3 separate regions of the Homo sapiens genome follow, and regions 2 and 3 are each linked to region 1. The links are chromatin contacts, found by Hi-C in ENCODE. All regions are on one chromosome and are shown on one strand. Each heading gives the region's core, a stretch centred on a gene start or an enhancer-like site at or near the end of the contact. The rest is flanking DNA. Distances are from core to core; before and after follow the strand shown.

Region 1 (4,451 bases), core at 418-2,917:
CTCCATGGAGCTTCCAATTCCGAGCCAGATGTAACATACGTGCATGTGTGGGTTTTATCAACTACAGAATTGGGCTCTCTACAAGAAGTCATTGGGTGTTGCAAACAATAAGTGCAAAAAGAGAAAAGGAAGCAATCTGTACAGGTGAAGAACTGACAGGAAAGAGGTAAGCCTCACCTATGACAAAATGAATTGTGGATGCTGGATCACTGAAGTAGGAGAGAGGATGGCAGTGCAAATCAGAGAAATGTCATTAAAAAGGGGGGGTGCGTGCACACAGTAAGTTGGGAGAAATAAAAATCAGAGAGTAGAATGAATTTGAGACTATGAACTAGATTAATTAAGATTTATGGTCTTGGCCAGGCGTGGTGGCTCATGCCTGTAATCCCAGCACTCTGGGAGGCTGGGGCAGGTGGTTAACCTGAGTCCATGAGTTCAAGACTAGCCTGGACAACATGGTAAAACCTTGTCTCTACAAAAAAATAAAAATTAAAATTCTAACAATTAGCCAGCTGTGGTGGTGCACAACAGTAAGTCCCAGCTACTCAGGAGGCTGAGGTGGGAGGATCGCTTGATCCTGGGAGGCAGAGGTTGCAGTGAGCCATGATGGCACCACTGCACTCAAGCCTGGGCGACACAGCAATACCCTGCCTGAAAAGAAAAATTAAAAATTAAAAAAAAAACTTATGGTCTTATGAGTGGGCTTTCAGTTCCATTTTTGGCTTTACAAGATTCCCACTCAATCAAAATTACACATACAAAATGGAGTGAAGAAAAGCTTTGCATTTACTTAGGAGGTGAAAGAACCATGATAATGTTGGCCCATCCATTTTAACTATGTTAGTGAACATTAAAGTTTGCTCCTTTAAGTGATTTGCCCATGTGTAGGTAGGGAATGTATTTCACACATCTTTTAGACTCTCCACTGTATGGACCAAGAGCAGGACTGACTGACTACACGTTGATAAATTGTTTCAGGCCACTATACTGGATATACTGAATAGACTGAGTGAAATCTCCCCGACGATCTTCACAGATGACTGGAGTCCACAGAAGTCCCTGACCCCCAGTGTTAAAGAGGCCATTACGAATACAGGTTATTATTAGGATAGGAGATATTGTCTGGAATTAAAGTCACCACCAGTCAAATTGGCTGGTACCAGATTCCTGTGATATCTTTGTGCTGTCAACACATACAAAGAGAAGTGTGTGAAAATTATTCAGTCAAAGAATAACTAGCCTAACAAAGGGAACAATTCTGGACAAAAAGTAATCCCGTTTGATTCCAAGAGTAATCCTGTCCGCAGGACAGCTTGGCAAATCCCCCACTTGAAATTTTGTTTTAGAAACACGTTCTCTGACAAGGCAAGAATTCCTCCTAAGATGACATACAGAATTCAGGCCCGAAGCCTGGAAGTCTTGCTCTGAGGCCCATCAGCATGGAAACAGGCCTTTTTAAAGGAAATAATCCAGATATTTTCTTTTTCCTGATGCCTGTGTAGACGTGTTTCCTTGCAGCTCCTTTCAGTTGGCCTGAATGCGGGAAAGCACCAGGGGGAGCTCACACATCTTCCTTCTTTTTCTCCCCCTCTTACAGAAGGTTGGCTCTTGTATCCTAGCAAAAGGGTGGGTCAAAAACAACAACATGCATGAAATGATTCAGAAAGGTAAACAAAGGCAATTCGTTCTGTAAAAATACTCTAGATTCTTTCTGAGGACTGGGCACTACACTGCTCATAGTGGGCACCTAAAGTCAGCATTCAGCCAACTCAGCGGGCTTTAAGATGGAGACTCTTAAACCTCCTGCATCAAAAAGACATAAGGGAATGTCCCTGAGAAGAGCCTGTGTCTCCTTTGAAGAGAGAGAGAGAGATTGATTCTGCCTCCTTGCAATTCGAACCGGCATTTTCCAGAACACTCCAATTTGAATCACAGTGGAGGGTCATGGGAGGGATTTGGCACAGGGGAGTCTTGGGTCTTTGGTTTTCCACATTGATCAATGGGATTGATTTTTTCTGTTTTTGTTTTTGTTTTAAAAGAAGAGAATTAGTTCCTTTTTCTGTCTCCAGGATTGAAAACATGAAGGCAAAGAAGAGAAACTCACAATATGTCATTAACTTTGGGTTATCAATATTAGTGGAAAGAATCAATGGTGCAAAGAATCCTAAAGGACTAGATAATCCGCATATTCGACTTCCTGATTATGTGTTACTGACACTAACATTTCAGAGTGTGGAGACCCTGCCCCATCTGGGGAGAGGGAGAGACAAAGACCCCCTGCTTCTGGTACTTGATTCACACATAATGCCCTCCATTTACTGCTTTCAAGAAATAACCTGTTTCTAATCTTAAATTTCAATCTACTGATCACAAAATCATAGAGATCTTAGCCTTGAAAGAGACTTCATGAGACCATGTGACCAACTTTCTGACGCAGGTGAGATATCATTGTTTTGCATTTTATTTTATAGAGGAAGTCACTGAGATTCAGAAAGGAAAATTAAAGAGGCCGGGTCTCAGTTGAGTGATTTTTCTCCGTAGATTAAAAAATCCATTCAGTATCCAGTTCCCCTTCCCCACCTACTCCTCCTAATAAGGCTGTGAATAGCGTTTTTTATATCCCAAGTCTAAACTTTGAGCCATTGGCAACCCTTAGGAGGAAAGAGATGAATCACAAGGGATTGTGGAATCATTAGAAATTGAGGTAGCTGAACATCTGGGGGAACGCTCGGCTTGATTCAAAACTCTCATCAAATGTGGTTTTCTCCTGGGTGGGAGGCCGCTGAGCCGCAGGGAAGCTGCGGGGCCAGCTGAGTAGCCGGCGGCCTGTTGGGTCCCCAGTGTCGCGCGACAGCACGACCCGAGACAAGGCACCTGGGGCTGGTGCCAGGCAGAGGCCCCGCGTTGCGTGGCCGGCGGCAACAGCGCCTGGCGGTCGGTTCCGGGCGGGGCTGCAGGCGCCGGGTTCCCGCGGCCGCGAGGCGGGGCTGGAGGGCGCTGCGGGCTGCGCGGAGGCTGCGGGAAGCGCGGGGAGCACGCGGAGCCCGACTAGCAGGGAGATCGCGTCGCGCCGGGCACAGGCACGGGACCCGCGCTCTAGGAGGGCGCAGCGAGAGGCGCACTGCGCACCCAGGGGCTGCGGTCCCGGCCGCCGTGCGGTGACAAGCTGACTCCCCGCCGCCGCCCAGCCAAGTCCGCGCGGGGTGCTGGCGGAGATGTCGCATGGGAGGCTTCTTCAACGAGGTGCAAATCCAAGCCACCTCGCCTGAGTGAATGAAGGGACGGCGCGGGGCGCGGGTGGGGTTCACCGTGACAAAAGCCCAGTACCTGGTTCAAACTTTTTTTTTTTTTTTGCCCGCAGGATTAGAACATCCGACATTAAAATGTCTCAGTGCAGCAGAATTTCCCAGCGACTTCGGTGGCGGGAGAGCAGCACCTCTCAGGCACAGCTGTGCGCATCCCTCGGGCCCCACCGACCGCACCATCTGACCGCGGGAAACGAAATCTGAGCTCAGGAATTTGAACTGCCCCACGCACGTTCGTTCCCGGATAAATCTCCTAGAGGACCGTGATTTTTCCACTTAGAGATTATTTAGGGAGATGTCCTGGATGGGACAAGTAGACAAATGGCGGCCCGAGGAAAATGCAGGAAACTCTACATTGTAGACGCTTAAGCACCAACTGTCTGGGCCCCGGGGCAGGGAACGGGAGACATTATCCACCGGAAACATCACACCCCCGGGGCTCCTGGCATTTTCTACATCAGTGAATGTGCCAGCGAAGAAGAGTGTGGGGAAATTTTCTGAACATAGAATTCATATTCCTGAAACGTTAAGTCGTGAAGTGGGTGCTTCAGCTGTCCCCCAGCTTTAGGATTTTAACCCAGCTTTGGTTTTGATCACCGAGAGTTATTCCTTATAATCAAATCAGCAAAAGCGTTCAATTACCTATTACTGGTTGAGAAAGATTCCGTTCCCCCAGCTCATTGTATCGGTTCTTGGACCCAAGATGTTAATTATCGGCCAGGCATTCACAGGGGGTTAATATGGCCCCCCTCGACACCTTGCCTCGTACCAGAGACACCAAAAGCTGCCGCTGAGGGATAATAGAGAATGGGAAAAGCTGGTCATGAAAAACCTCTTTTATTCTTACTTGCAAGCTACCCTTTTGACATTCTTTTTTTAACACTAAATGGAGATTACTGAATTGATAACTTTTGGGTTTTCTCTGTCACACTGGGGTTTTTTTCCCCCCGTTTGTTTGTAAGGTTTTTTTGGTTTTGGTTTTGGTTTTGGGGGGAGGGGAAGGGGGAAGTGGATAGGGAGATGGAAGAGTGTTCTGTTACTGGTTTTATCAAATCCTGTTAGGTCTTGTTCTTCAGTGTAATGTAGAATGGAGAAGTTGCATAAGTACATGATTGACAAACAAGGTCTCTTAGAAGAGAGTTAAGG
Region 2 (4,265 bases), core at 263-2,762, 620 kb before region 1:
TATGCATGGGGATGTTCTATATATTTGCATATACAACTTCTAATTGTAAATAATTTGCATCACAAGTTTGATTTGTCTGTGTACAAACACTTTCGTTCTTGTGAAGCCTGAGAAATCAAAGTATTATGTTTGTGCACACATTACATTATTGGATCAATTTAAGAATCCTATTGGGTAGATATTATTATTTTGTTTTATAGACTGGGAATAAAAGTGAAGAGAAGTAAAGTTATTTGGCTATGAATTTATAGGAAAATTAGTATAGGGATCAAGACTCAATCCTATGATTTGCCCAATAATTCCCACCTCAGTTCCTTCAAACTGAGTGCATTAGCATTTATAGACTATCATTAAGCACAATTCAAAGTCCACTCTCTTTATTAAATATAATGAAAAGGATGATTTATATGGCAGATTTTGAGATAATAAGTCATTTTTATAATGCTCTATTATTTAAGCTAATTTAACTAATCAGTTCTATGTTGATGAGCAATCAGAGTCAATTTGTAGGGTACTACTACAATTTTCTAGTATTGTAGTATTTCTGTCAAACAGCACTAAGGTGCAAAGTGTTATTACTTCTAAATTTTATGATGAACAGGGGAAATGGCTGGAGACATTCGTGGGTGACACTATATGCAAACTTTAAAAAAGCATTTCATATTATTATCGAAACAGAGAAGCTTCAGCTAATAGAGTCACATAAATCCAAATGGATTAGTTTTTGTTGCAAGAAAGACTAGCTCTCATAAGACTTTCTCCATAATTGAAGGCTTTTACCAATTATGCTCAAATATTGTGTGAAAGAAAAATATTTTCCATTACTATTTCTGGTTACATGGAGAAAATATTTCACTCCAATGAGAACCAGAGTAGCATTCAGGTTTTTGTTTTTTTTTTTAACATTCAATGCAAGCTGACTAATGCTTCTTTCTAAATTGGAGAGCAAATATTACAAAGCTCCGTTTCTTAGAGATGGAAAATAATACCATGCTTTAGAGGAAAAATGAATACTTTGTTAAGCAGATCAACTTCTGAGTTTTCTGGAAAATTATATAATCTAAAGAAAATAGCTGAAGCTTCAGCAGCATTTGCTAGAAACTGGAATATAGTTAAAGGTGGTTGAATGGGGGGAAATTGGAGGAAACGGAGGAGAAAGCCATGCAGTGGATATGATTCAGTTCTGGCAGATTAGACATGATGGTAACCAGATCTTTTGATTCAGTAATCAGCCTGATACTAAATATCTTCAGAGCATAATGACTTACAGAAGAACTCTGGGTTTCTTTTTTCTCCCAACAGAAATGTGAGGTAAAAATAAGGAGGCTTTCCTTGTAGTTGTAACAAGAGTGGAACTTAACCCAGTGTTGTAAAAAACAGCATCTTTGATCACTGGAATATTTTCAAAAAAGGAGGACTCACAGCATTAAAATGGCTAAAGGTTGACTCATGCATAATTGGCTCACTCTCTTTCACCATCTCTTAAATGACATCAGAAGGGATTTTAATAAAGTGCTGTGTCAGTTTCCTGGGGCTGGCACACTGGGTGGCTTAGAACAACCAAAATTTGTTGCCTCATGGTTCTGGAATTGCCAGAAGTTCAAAATTAAGGTGTTGGCAGGGCCATGTTCCCTCTGAAGGCTCTGGGGAAGGATCTGTTCCAGGCCTTTCTCCTGGCTTCTGGTGGTCTCAGGCCTTTCTGGGCTTGTAGATACATCCCTCCATCACGTGGTCATCTACTTCTTGTGTGTCTTCCCATCATTTTCTCTCTGCGTGTCCGTTTCTGTGGCCAACCTTCTCCGTTTCATAAGGACATCATATTGTATTGGATGAGGGCCCACCCTAGTGACTTCATTCTGAACTTGACCACCTCTAGAAGATCCTATTTCTAAATAAGGTTACATTTTGATGTGCTGGGGTTGGGACTTCAACATATCGTTTTGGAGGGACACAACTCAACCTGTATCAAGTGCTTCAAACATATTTTTTCCTTTTTTGAGAAGACAACTGAAGAGTTAATCTTGAATGGAGAAGCCACAATTTATTCTACTTCTCATTACAGAATCAGAAAGATATGTGAGCACATTATGATGATATTTACTGTCATTATAGGAGTTTGACACAAAACAAGTGCCCAAAATGTATATTTTGATGGGCTGATTGTGTGATCACATGATGTGGTCATTCTTCAAAGTTCTGTATAATCTTTAACTCACTCTGGCACCATTCAGGTGTGACACTTGATTTGTTAGCTAAAGCCAGAGAAAACCTCCTCCAGTGTCCTTGTCACCTCTGAATTATCTACCAGAGAGCACAGCTGAGCAGAGCTTACTTTGAGTAAGAGAATATGGAGACCCTTTGATAACATACCTAGGACCTGTAAGTGAATTTAAATAGGACTCAGGGTCCGGGGCACTGAGCTCTGGAAGAGCTGAGAGGAGAGTTAATGATGATCTACTGGCTTATTTTTTTTCCTTGGCCCTGCCAGGGTTCCCACGTTTTCCCACTCTGCTAGTCTTTTCTGGTCTCTGAAATGAACAACATGTTTACCTGACCCACTGTCTGCCTGGGCGGGCCCACTTCCCCTCCTTCCCTTCTCTTCCTCCTCCTAAATCCATCCACCTCCAATGCCTGTACTTATTTATTTCTGCAGTACGGATTCTTCTGCTTAGGATTTTGCAGCTCTGGTAAACGACCTTTCAGGATATCCATGTGCCCTATTTTGGGACAAATTTGTTTTATTTTTATTTAACTCCTAAACATTGTGTGTGTATGTGTGTACATATATATGCTACAGATATATATAGTGCACACAGATATGCTACACATATATATGGTGCACACATATATGCTACACATATGTTTGATGCACAGAGATATGCTACACATATGCATGGTACACATAGATATGCTACACATATGTATAGTGCATGCTACATATATGTATGGTGCATGCTACACATATGGCACACATAGATATGCTACACATACGTATAGCGCATGCTACACATATGTATGGTGTATGCTATACATATGTATTGTTCACGTAGATATGCTACACACATGTATGGTTCACATAGATATGCTACACATATGTATGGTGCACATCTCCCCAACCTGACTTTGAACGTCTTATGGGCAGAATATGTTTATTTCTCTAGTCCCACAGAGCATGGTACATAGTGAATACTCAGTGAACTGATAATTGAAACTGTAAAACGCTACTCACTTCCAGTGGGGCATCTCCTTGTGGTTTTGCTCCAAGAGTGCGTGTGTATGTGGTTTTTGTAAATGAAAATGATAGTTTCCCAATGATAAGCCACATTTTCAGAGAATCTTATGTTACTTCTGCTAATCCTACCAAATGTATCATTAGAATATTCTGGCAACTCAGGAAGGGGGCATGTAAACCTTCCTGATGTTATAAATGATAATATCGTGGGTTGTGATTCTTTGCCAAGATCCTGTGTTTTTCAAATAGGTACAAAAATAGACTTATAGAATATTAGATGTGATTCAATTTGTGGAAGCTAGTGAAAGATCTGGTTTTGCGTCCAGATTGCCATAGGGATAAAACAGAGCAGCAGAAGTGGACAAGTGACAGCCAACATCTGGATGATGCATCCCACGGGGCTGTCAAGATGGTTAAATGAAGTAATGTACATAAAGCTCAAGGGCTAAAATCAACAGGAGTAAACATCACTTTGATGGAAGTGCCATTTATTGATTGTGTATATATCCACATCTTTGCAATGGAATCAGACACCATTGAATTAGATATTTTAATTTCCTGAAGTGTGTCTTTCCTGAGACTCACAGAATTGGTAATGTTGGCTTGATGGTCCACAGGAAATTGAAATAATAGAAACTTTTGGTAGCATATGAGTTGACCCTGGGTATAGAGGCGGAACATAAATGGCAGATTGAGGAGTAAATTCTAATTCCTTGAATATAAAGGCCTTTTCCCTGAGCACAGCACCTTGCCATCTGTCTTTTTAATATCTGTAAGGGATACCCCAGCCTGATTCCAAACTCTCTTGCTCTATAATGGGAAATATCTCTGTGTTTGATGAACCTAAGTGAAAAATGCAGTCTCATATCCATGTATTTATTAAATCTCTGGTTGCATAAAGGCCTCACTCCAAAGTAACGTTCAAAATAAATTGCTTCCATGATTGTATTGTTAGAATGCCCATGTATGATTTCTTCTCTCTGCATTCTAAGATGACAATGTATCTTGGGGAACATTAATGATGCAAATTCAA
Region 3 (4,248 bases), core at 1,370-3,869, 670 kb after region 1:
CGTTCTCCACTCATTCATACATGTTTGACTATTATTGATCTATTATTACCAAAGTAATTGGCTGAAATTTTATAATTTTGGCTGTCCACTTGCCAAAAAAAAGGAAAAAAAAAAAAAGATGAACAATCAGCCCCATACCAAGTACTAAAGGGGATACAATTGTATAATATATCTCCTGCCTTTGAAGATCTTATATTCCAATTAAGGAAATAAGACAAACATATGGAAACAGTTATGTTAAAATTAAAGATTTAAATAACAGTTTAAGGTAAGAGTAGAATGTTGTAAGGCAGCATGTGATTAATTACCAGACAAATTATATAGAATTCGTTACTATTGGAATCCAAGGGAGAGACTGATCATTGTGAGCAAGGTGATTGGGGAACATATTGTGAAGAAAATGATAAGGATCTGGAAAGGGAGAGTAAAGTAAGGGCATTCCAGGTGGATGGGATGGCATGAGTAAAAATAAGAAGGGAGGACAGGTGTTTTGGGGGAACAATGAGTTAACCAGTTTGGAGAGTGGGTTTTTGGAGGCGAGTAGTCTGAAATGAGGTAAATGGTAAGTCAGACAGCCATGCAGGAACAGGTTGAGTTTAATTATCTAACCTGTGCTTGGTCCCTGAGGCAGATGGCTCACCAACAAACATGCTTGAATTACCCTCTATTAGAATTTTCAAAAAGGGGTAAGTTCCAGGTTGATTCACTGAACATCTTGGGCTCCCATCCCGTGCCTGTCTTTTAATAGCAATTGGTGGCAAATGGAAACGGTACCTGTGCTTTGTCTCCATAGCAGCAACTCACAAAAGCCTTGATGGCACCCAACTGAAAGAGCCTGAATTGTTGTCACCCCCCACTGAAAGACGAGGAGGCAATACAGGGAAGGAACGTGGCTGTTTCAGGAGGCTGTGGGATTAGGGAGACAGGTATGCTGGGCACCAGGAGATCCCAACCGAAGTAGAGTTGCAAAGAGGATTCAGGGTATCAAATCATAAAGCATTCAAGTTAAGACAGCAGGAAAAGATGACACTGAGCCTGCCTTCTTCACATTCTGAGAACTTGGAACCATGGAGAAGGGTCATAGAACCTTCAGAGAAGACCTAAAGAAACCCCTAAGTAGATGTGACATCTAATTCAACACCACCCCCTCCAACTTCCTAACTTTTACGTTACTCAATCTCTCTAAATTCCATCTGCTCATCTATCAAATAGCTATAACAGTATTACTCACTATATCCATGACATTGTTTTGGAAATTCAATGAGTCCACACGTGTCAAAGATTTCAAAGTGCCTCCCAAAAAGTTCTCATAACTCTTAGGTACTGCTTTTGTTGCTGCTATTGTCAATCTGTTCTTCCTGGCATCTCCATATCTTTGATAGTCATAAAAGCACATAACCACATAAGGTGGTAAAATCATAGTTTTCTCTTAGATGTAGGTCTCTTTGAAAGGCTTGGAATGACCCAAGGAAGGCTTAACATTAGAATGTCTCTGGGTTTTAGAATGTTTCTCACTCCCTCTTTCCTACTCCCTCTCCTGTCTCTGTCTCTTCCCTCCCTTCAGTAAGCCACATAGTCAATGCCTTCTCTGTGCCAGGCACTTTGCAAAATACTTCTAGCATTTCTAGGCTCTGGATATGCAGATTTGGGCAAGGCCAGTAATTAATTTTTGGCTTCTGAAAGGTAAGTGATCATGTTCAGGTGTGGATTCAGATAAAGTAAGTTAGTAGGGTCTCTCAGTAGAGGAAAAAATGGGAGATTTCATCTTAAGAAGGAAGAGGATGAAAATGTGAACCCAACATGTGCTGTTTGGGAATAGATTCCAGTGGTGTGTCTGGAGCAGCAGGGGGGCATCTGTGGGTGTCCACAGGCAGCTGGCCAGCAGGCAGACAGCACAGGGCTCAGAACCAAGGCCTCCTGGTGCAGGGAAGGTATGCAGACAGCACCTGGGGCCCCATTTCTGTACCTGGCCTGGCTTCCCAATCCCATCAGCTGCTAAATTATGGGGAGGAGAGTACCATGAAGGCAACAGAACTCATCTTCTTTTAATTATTATTCTATGGTAGTATGGTCATGACTTGTATTTAATATCTTCTGGCTGGCAACAATGTACTGAATGCTCTGCAGACCACAGCATTAAGCATGGCTGGCCATTGGCTGTTATGCTATGGGCTGACATCTTAATTCTACAGACATGAGATGCTTGGGGAAGAAAAGGAAGGCTCCTATGGCACCAGGGCAAATAGCAAGATGGTAGCTCCTTGGTCCCAGACTTGGAGTCCTTGACCTCAGCCTCTGTCCAGAGGACCCTTCCCACAGTTGCACAGCAGGACACTGATTTATGATACTTCAAGAGGTGTTTTCAAAATGAGTGGGCACAGAAAAAGTATCTAAAAGAGTTTAAGATATTAATTTATTTCAGATATCCAGGATACTCAGGAAGACTGCAGTGAGAAGGGATCCCACAACAAATTATGACCAAAAATAGCTAAGAATATTGCATTTCCAATTTGCCAGTATGCTAGTGGCGTAGGAGGCTAAAGGCTGGTATGAGCTCAGCCCGGGCTTTTGCCTGCATTGTCGGCATCCCAAATTAGCAACAAGTGTCATCAAATATATGAACTGGGAGGAATTCCAAAGGAACCAAATCATTGCTCTCCAAATAGATGGAGAGAGGATGTAGTGAGGGGTCAGAAGTGGAGAGGACAGGCACAGGAAACGTTTGTGGTGTCATTTCTGTCCCCGGACAGGATGCCGGAAGGAGAGAGGTCAAAGCAACAGGAAGTCTAGCATCACGGTACAAAACGTTATCAAGACTGATGGGATTTTAATTGTTTCATTCTTTGGGGCAAATGCTGTGTGATCACTTAGCCATCGAATCTCTATTGTGTTATGTTTTGTAAAATTTATTTTTAATTTAAAGTCAATATAGGAAAGGTTGAACAAACAAAGGTAGAGGTGGGAGTGCAGTGGGGGAAGAGCTTGTTAAAGTAAACGATCCAAAAACTACAAAAATGCTGGAGGACTTTTGTGCAGGTCTCTCCCAAGCTGCATTTCCCACTGGACATCTGGATTATAATTCAGAGTACCAGTTTCTGGCTTTTGGCCCTACTCAGATCCTCTGAGTTTCCAGTCTTACCTAAGTAATCCTCCCTAGAGGAGTTTATGTGATAAACTCTATCCACTCCCCTGGAGGTGTATGTATCAGAAAGTCCTTTGAGTAGGCCACAGAGAGAGAATATAAACTCCTGCACCTCCTGGGCTGCCTGAAGTTCCCCTCAATCACACAATTCCTGCTGCTTTGGCTGTTGGTTAGCATGACAAAAGCAACTCTTCAACTTAGGCTACTCTCTTCTAAAGGCTAAGGGACAATTGATAGCATCATCCCCTCAAATCTAGGAAGAAACTATGAAATGACATACCTCTTTAGAAAATGATTTGCCCATAGAAGATCTCAGTCTATATCCACGAGAGAGAAAGAGCTTAAGTGTCATTCAGATTTACATCTCTCCAAGTATGAGGGGTTGGGGGTTGGATAGTATAGCTCACAAACATGCCCTTGGAGTAAGGAAAGCTCTCAGCATTTGAAAGTGTTCTCCAGGCTGATGCAGTGTTGTGTTCCAGGTTCCTCTGAGTAGCTCCTAAACTCAATCTGAGTTCTTTGTAGCAACCTGCGTGGTGCCCAGGAGCTGCCCATTTGCCATTGGCCTGACTAGTTGGATTTTAGTTGCTGGACTCTAGTCCAGGGAACCTACTCTGAGCCACCCTCCATCTGAACTTCACTGTATTCATATTCTCCCATGATTTCAGGGCTATACTAAGACTGGGATAAAAACTGCTGAGTGCTGGCATGACACAAGATGGAAAATATGGGCTATCTCACATGGCTAGAATCCCCATACCCTCCCATAGGAAAACAGGTCTAGCCATTCAGCCCCAGAAGTATATCTTGGCCATTTTCTGAGAATAAGAAATATAAGGCTATTTAAACTGTATTTAGAATATCCCCAATCTTCAGATTAGATTGATGACAAAGATTTCAGAAAGAAATATCATTTGTTCATTCACTTATTAATTCAAAAAATACCTATTAGATACCTACCATGGGCAAGGCACTCTGCTGGATGCTGGGAAGATATGAGTTAAGAGGACAGACATTTGTCAGCTCCCATGGATAACACAGAATAAAGCAATAGAGCCATTCTTAATTGTGATATGCGCTGAGAAGATAACCAGCAAGGGACTGAG

The links. Hi-C counts contacts between places; a loop is a spot of excess contacts on that map. Pooled maps may share reads with other maps.
Region 2: a loop to region 1 is called in a map of ascending aorta, with 2.1 times the contacts of the local background. The contact joins the enhancer-like site here to the promoter of LINC01415 in region 1. A Hi-C loop is called at or near these places in 2 of 168 maps with a recorded cell type or tissue (ascending aorta and posterior cingulate gyrus).
Region 3: a loop to region 1 is called in a map of heart right ventricle, with 3 times the contacts of the local background. The contact joins the enhancer-like site here to the promoter of LINC01415 in region 1. A Hi-C loop is called at or near these places in 4 of 168 maps with a recorded cell type or tissue (Right ventricle myocardium inferior, cardiac septum, heart left ventricle and 1 more) and 3 of 50 pooled maps.

What each region holds. Positions count from the first base shown.
Region 1 is chr18:55,778,941-55,783,391 of GRCh38, reverse strand. It overlaps LINC01415 (long intergenic non-protein coding RNA 1415), which reads left to right and starts at 1,667. Exons shown (of 2, transcript NR_145452.1): 1 at 1,667-2,437; 2 at 3,362-4,451. The region is part of intron 2 of LOC105372130 (a long non-coding RNA gene); the gene reads right to left.
Region 2 is chr18:56,400,283-56,404,547 of GRCh38, reverse strand. No RefSeq gene overlaps it. Among named protein-coding and RNA genes, the nearest start is that of LINC03069, 210 kb to the right of the region's middle. Within about 2 kb of position 1,512, at least 5 of the 41 ENCODE cell types and tissues checked have a DNase peak (open chromatin) inside an H3K27ac peak, as active enhancers do; they include ascending aorta, where a contact is called at or near this core.
Region 3 is chr18:55,109,067-55,113,314 of GRCh38, reverse strand. All of the region lies in intron 2 of LINC01929 (long intergenic non-protein coding RNA 1929), which reads left to right. Among named protein-coding and RNA genes, the nearest start is that of LINC01929, 13 kb to the left of the region's middle. Within about 2 kb of position 2,619, at least 2 of the 41 ENCODE cell types and tissues checked have a DNase peak (open chromatin) inside an H3K27ac peak, as active enhancers do; they include heart right ventricle, where a contact is called at or near this core.